Linked DNA regions of Mus musculus: region 1 is linked to region 2. The links are chromatin loops, found by intact Hi-C in ENCODE. Cell type or tissue: heart. All regions are shown on one strand. Each heading gives the region's core, and the rest is flanking DNA. Links, peaks and the distances in the headings are about the cores only.

Evidence for each region. A loop is a pair of places that touch in the nucleus more often than their neighbours do. Peaks named below come from ENCODE experiments on the same cell type or tissue, not always from the same donor. Only the 100,000 strongest peaks of a DNase experiment are listed, where the experiment ranks them.
Region 1: a loop joins it to region 2, with 7 times the contacts of the local background. A loop is called at or near these places in 7 of 42 quality-filtered maps.

The regions. Positions count from the first base shown.
Region 1 is chr17:5,921,886-5,924,799 of GRCm38, reverse strand. It overlaps Snx9 (sorting nexin 9), which reads right to left. Exons shown (of 18, transcript NM_025664.6): 13 at 2,593-2,670; 14 at 119-195. Among named protein-coding and RNA genes, the nearest start is that of Gm46599, 5.0 kb to the left of the region's middle. In heart, for the core only: a CTCF peak has its summit at 1,309; no DNase peak of the experiment used is centred there.
Region 2 is chr17:5,792,649-5,795,513 of GRCm38, reverse strand. No RefSeq gene overlaps it. Among named protein-coding and RNA genes, the nearest start is that of 3300005D01Rik, 4.6 kb to the left of the region's middle. In heart, for the core only: no CTCF peak of the experiment used is centred there; a DNase peak (open chromatin) is centred at 953; H3K27ac peaks cover 705 bases.

The sequences.
Region 1 (2,914 bases), core at 132-2,631, 130 kb before region 2:
TGAAAAAGAAAAACATTATCACTAAATAAAATGAACAGAAAGCCACAGAAACAGAAAGGGGACAGCTGTTTGGGTTTAAACAACCAATGTGGGCTGGGGAGTGTGATCCCAGCAGTACCTGCTCTGCCACAAGGCTGGCGATCTCCTCATACGTCTTCCCAGCTTCTGTGATTGCATCGTTAAGGTCGGTCTCTCCTGAAACAGACAGCAGTCTTGGAAGAGACTATACTGTGTTACACATATTCCCCCACACTTACGGTTTTTGTTACAGACTTTATTGATAGTTTTAGTGTAGAAAACTTAAAAACTGTCAACGTTGGTGAGAACTCCCATCCCCCACTCTTTGGTTTCCAGACAGCAGATGGTGTCTGTGCTTTTAATGTCAGCTTGACATAAGCTGTAGAGTCATTGGAAGAAGACACCTCGGCTGAGAAAATCAAAAACTAGGCTGGCCTCGGGTGCATTTTCCTTACTAATGATCACCGCAGGAGGGCCCAGCTCACCGTGGGTGGCTCCACCCCCTAGGCTGGTGGTCCTCAGTGCTATACAAAAGGGGGCTAAGCTAGCTAGGAGGCACAGGCCAGTAAACAGAGTTCCTCTATGGCCTCTGCAACAGTTCCTGCCCTGACTTTCCTCAATTGTAAGCTAAAACAAATGCTTTGCTCCAAGTGGCTTTTGGTTAGTGTTTGATCACAGCCATAGAAACTCTAACTCAGACAGTGACCAGCTTTTCCATCTAGACCCCGTGCTCCCGGTTTCTCTTTTCCTGGGACACACATCACGTTCTAGGCAATCTTTAAAGAACAAGGACACTGCGGCACACCTAGGAAAAGGTCATGGCTCTGCTCTCACGAGGAGCAGAGCAGCGTGTGGGCCTCCAGCACCTCAGGCAGGCTCTGTGAGAGCCAGTGTGCAAAGGTAGTGCACACACAGACAGGATGGCATGTTCCTTAACCTGGGGCTCTTGTCACCCCTGTCTTTTTGTGGGGTGTTAGGAGTGTGAGTCATGCACTACACACTCAATGTCTGTGGTGACACCCTCTGTCCCTCCCATGCCCTCACGCGGGCCACCAGGCCTGGAGGCTTAACCTGATCCATAGTCAGTTTCTAGCTGAGTCTAGTTTTTGCACTTCCAGAAGCGGCCTCGATCGTCTCTGACAGAACTGCACCTTTCTCTGACATCGCTTCTTTGTTCTTCTTTAAAACTCTTCCATCAGGAACCCCTGCTTTGCGGAGCCCCTGGCCACCACCAAGTGACATCTGAACAGGGAAAGCAGCGCCAATGCGTGTGCCTGTCGTTACAGTTTCAGAACTGCAGATGGAGCCCACGCTCCCCCAAGGCCCTGGGATTACATTCCAAGTATCTTATTAATTCTGGTGTGCATATGTGTGCTAGACCTCATTTTGTGGCAATTACTGTTTTCACCAATGGTCCAATTTTCTTCCTTGGCCAGGGGGAGACTCCTCAAATGGGCATATCTGAGGGAGGCACCTGGCTCACTTTGGTGAAGGGTGCCAGGCCACATACTGTGTTCCTCCATGTAGGTGCCGTCCTTACGCCTTCTCACGGCTGGCTGTCTTACTAAAGACATTTCCATGCAAGGATCTCCAAGACTATGGGATGTTTCATGGTTTGGCAGGGTCATGCCAACAATTCTTACACTGTTCTAGTGTCACTATCCATACTGCTGTGGATGCAGCCAGAGATTTATCTGGTGGAATTAAGGCAGCCTTAGGAACCAAGCTCATTTAAATAATTAGAAGACCAAGCTGAACAGCCACTGAGCACTGTCTTAAAACAGATGCCAACCAGAGGAATTGAGAAGCTCTTTAAAAACAAGTTTTAATAAACTTAATAAGTCATAAAATATACTGAGTACATTTAATGCCAGTGTCCTGTGCAATATAAATATCAACTGCTCATTGGCTGACAGCAGAGATGGTACAGGCTGCTCTTGGTGCCCTCAGCAGGCACTCGGAGCCTCACTCTGCTCAGGAAGAGTAAACCCACATGCTCTAAGGCACAGCAGGGTGACACAGCACCTATTGTATGCTTTATGACAGTGTACCAGCACCTACTGTATGCTTTATGGAGAGCCACAAGAGAAGACCACCAGCGCTTTATACATAAAATTCTAATATCCAAAATACATAAAGAACTCAAGAAGTTAATGACCAAAAAACCAAACAACCCAATCAAAAAATGGGGTATAGAACTAAACCTATAACTCATAACTGAAGAGGACTGCCGGGTGTGTGTTCATTCAGAGATGATGCACCTAACCCTCAAGAGACTGGAGGCCCCAGGGAGTTTAGAGGTCAGGTGGGGTGGGCGTTAGGGGCATCCATGTGGAGATGGGGTGGGGTGGAGAGAAGATGTGAGATGTGGAGCAATCGGAGGGAGGGTTGGGGTCTGGGGGGAATAGAATATGGACTGTAAAAAATAATTTAAATTAAAAATAATTCTAAGTTGAGGAAATACCTCTAACCCTGACATGTGCACCACATAACGCACACACGTGCTCACGTGATTCAAGGGGGACAATCACTGTACAGTTACTAACAAGAAAAGTATTAACAACTGCCCCGTACCTTGATAACCGCTGGAGCTGAACACTGCCGCTAAGCTCTGCAGAGCCTTCCCTATCTTCTGATACTCCTTGGGTAAGGCTGGAAGGAATTGATAACTGATTAGTTCTCGGAGCGGTCTGAAGTGCATTTACCATTCTCTGGCAGTGACTCAGAAAAAAACCATTCAAATGATTGAAAATAGCATCTATTCTGTAATGAAATATTGATGAAATGATTTTTTAACTACTGATTTCTTTAATTAACTGTCTATTTAATTTTTAACTGATTGCTCAACTAGCAGCACACTTTATTCTGAACAACCCACCCCCACACTGGTTCACTG
Region 2 (2,865 bases), core at 1-2,500:
TGACCCAGAGACTGAGCTTGTTTTTTTTTTTTTTTTTCTTGTTCTCCTTCTTTCAATATAGGCTCTCTCTGTTTAGCTCTGGTTGTCCTGGAACACACTTGGTAGACCAGAGTGGCCTCATATTCATAGATCTACCTGCCTCTGCCTCCCAAGTCCTGGTATTAAAGGTTTCTCACCCCGTTCCTTTCTAGGAGCCCTCAGTAGGCTTTATCCACATCTTGGGGATCAAGGCTAGGGTTCATGTCAACTTCATATCTATATTATATCACTGGCCAGGAGAGATGGCTTATGTTGAATGTTTTGGAGGATTCTCTCAGGGTAGCAAGAATCCTGGGACGGATACAGGTGCCGTTTTGAATATAACAACTAGAGCTGAGCTGGGTAAATTGAGGCTGAGGCAGTGGCGCCTGGCTTTTAGGCAGATTGAAGCCCTCTGCTTCTCATGAAAGCAAGACAGAGCAGCAGTTACACCTGTATTCTAAATTTGAAGAACTGTCATACTTGCTACTTAAAGTCAGGCAGTTGATGGATGTGTGGGCAAGCCCTGGATTCCAGGAGCCTTCCCATCATTAAGCAGTGAGAAGAAACTCACTGGGTCACTTCCTGTGGCATGACTCCCTTCTGACTGACCCTTCTGAGCAGTGGGCAGACCCTCTCAGGGGCCTCAGGGAAGCCCCAGGGATAACAATTGCACTGCTCAGACATCTTCCTTTCAAACAGTTAGTTTAGCCAAATTTAAAGTCTTCTAATTTGGATTCTGCAGTTCACAATTAGGTAAGGTGACTCTTTTGACCTTTATTTCTGAGCAGCAGCCACAGAGTTCGAGACAGTTAGCAGCTAGCTTCCTTCGGGATGCTGGGGTCATCTGTTCTGGAGAACTGCTTCCCTGACAGAACTTCCTGTGCAGGGCAGCACTTCTGTTCCCTGAGGTGTTGCTTTCCGGAAATGCTTTCACTTCCTGGAATAATTTCCTGGAAGTTGTAACTGGAGAGCGGCGGTTGGGCCACTGTGTGTGTGTGTGTGTGTGTGTGTGTGTGTGTGTGTGCCCCCATGTGTTTCCTGTTAGATATGGGAAGGGGAGTGTTGGGAGCTTGCTTGAGAGGTTGGCAGGGGTCACCTTAGTCATGGGCTTGGCCTTTCTGTTTCAGATGATATCTCCAGTGGTGTGCCTGTCTGCTTAGATGGCTCTCCCGCCTTCTTTCTTCTTCTACCCATGTTCTGAGTACCCATTTGTTGCCTTGACACTCAAGTGTCAGAATTGTTATGGGAGCAGCCCACTCTGCTTCAAAGCCCAAGGCACAAGGCTGAGCTTGGCTGTGACAATATTGTCTTCTCACTGTGGATGTGTGCTCATTTTTCACGCCATGTACCCTATGCATAGCCTCAGTGTCGAGAAGCACTTTGTGTCTCAAATCAAGCAGTGCCAAATAAACACAGACCTGTCTGTTGGGTTCCTAACAGCCCTGGCCTCCTCCCTGTTGCCCAGACCCTGCCTTAGTTGAGATTCCCATATTTGCCCTCAACACAGTGTTACTGAGTCTGAACAAAGGTAGGAGAGGCATAGCGGGTTTAGGAAAGAACAGGGCTTCTCTCCAGCCAGCGAGGCATTGGAGGGACTTTGATAGCTGCTGTGAAGGTGTTTTCCTACCAAAGATGGTCTCTACTTCTCCTAAGGACTTTGTCATGGTTATATCTCGTCTTGGGACTTGGCAACTACCCAGAGATGATAAGGGAAAGATCTCATAGCAAAACTGCTCTGTGGCATCTAGTTAAGTAAGGCCTGGGACTAGCTTACCTCCCTGACTGTGTGCGGCTGTGAATTGGTCCACTTTCTTGAATTACTCTACTCTTGAACCTCTATGCTCCTTGTTTAGGGAGAGCTAAGGCTGGGTGTATCTTACACAGTCTTGCACACCTCACAATTGCCTGCTGGGGTGGTTTGACTGAGGATGTCCCCATAGACTCAGGTGTTGGTACACTTGGTCCCCAGTTGGTGGGACTGTGTGGGGAGGTCTGGAACCTTTAGGACTTGAAACCATGTTGGAGGAAGTATGTGTCTGGGGGTGGGCTTTCAGTTCTTGGCCCACTTCCGGGTCGTTCTCTCAGCATGTGGTTAAAGATGTGACCACTCAGTTTCCTGCGCTGGCCCCCTGCTGACTCGCCTTCCCTGCCATTACAGATACTCCCTCTAGAACCATAGCCACCCTCTTCTCCCCTAAATTACGTAGGACTACGGTGTTTTATTGCAGCAGCAAAAGCAACAGCTACAACCTTTTCCATAGACAGCTACATTTCCCCAGCACAAGAGCCATCTTCTTGAGCTTTCAAGCACACAGTCTTAACTACACTGGCAGCAGGTGCTCGGGGCTTACATACGTGTAACAGCAAGTGGTTCCCCATTGCAAAGCCAACACTTCATGTGCCCCTCATCTCTGGCAACAAATTACATGGTCCTATTTTGCAGTGAATTTGACCATTTTAGGCACATCATATAGTATTTGTCTTTCAGTGTCTGAGCTTGTTTCACCTCTGTCACTGACCTCAAGGGACATCCATGGCGTCTCATGCTGCAGGATTTCTTCCCAAGGCTGAAGAGTATTCTCTAGACATTCTTTTGGGGCTACATTATTGGGCTCTTATATCTACCACCCTTTCAACCCTGCCCCCCAACACTGGGTAGGGGAGAAAGAAGGTTAGAGGGGGAAGGGGGCATAGACCTCCAGACTGCTTCCTGCTGACTAGGGGCATTGAGTTTCCTGGGGCAAGTCTAATCTTCGTTGTCAGAATATCTCCAACCAGCAACCCAGCAACCCAGCAAATGCAGCAGCAGGAAACAGCAGTGGCTGGGACCAGCAGCAGTGGGGA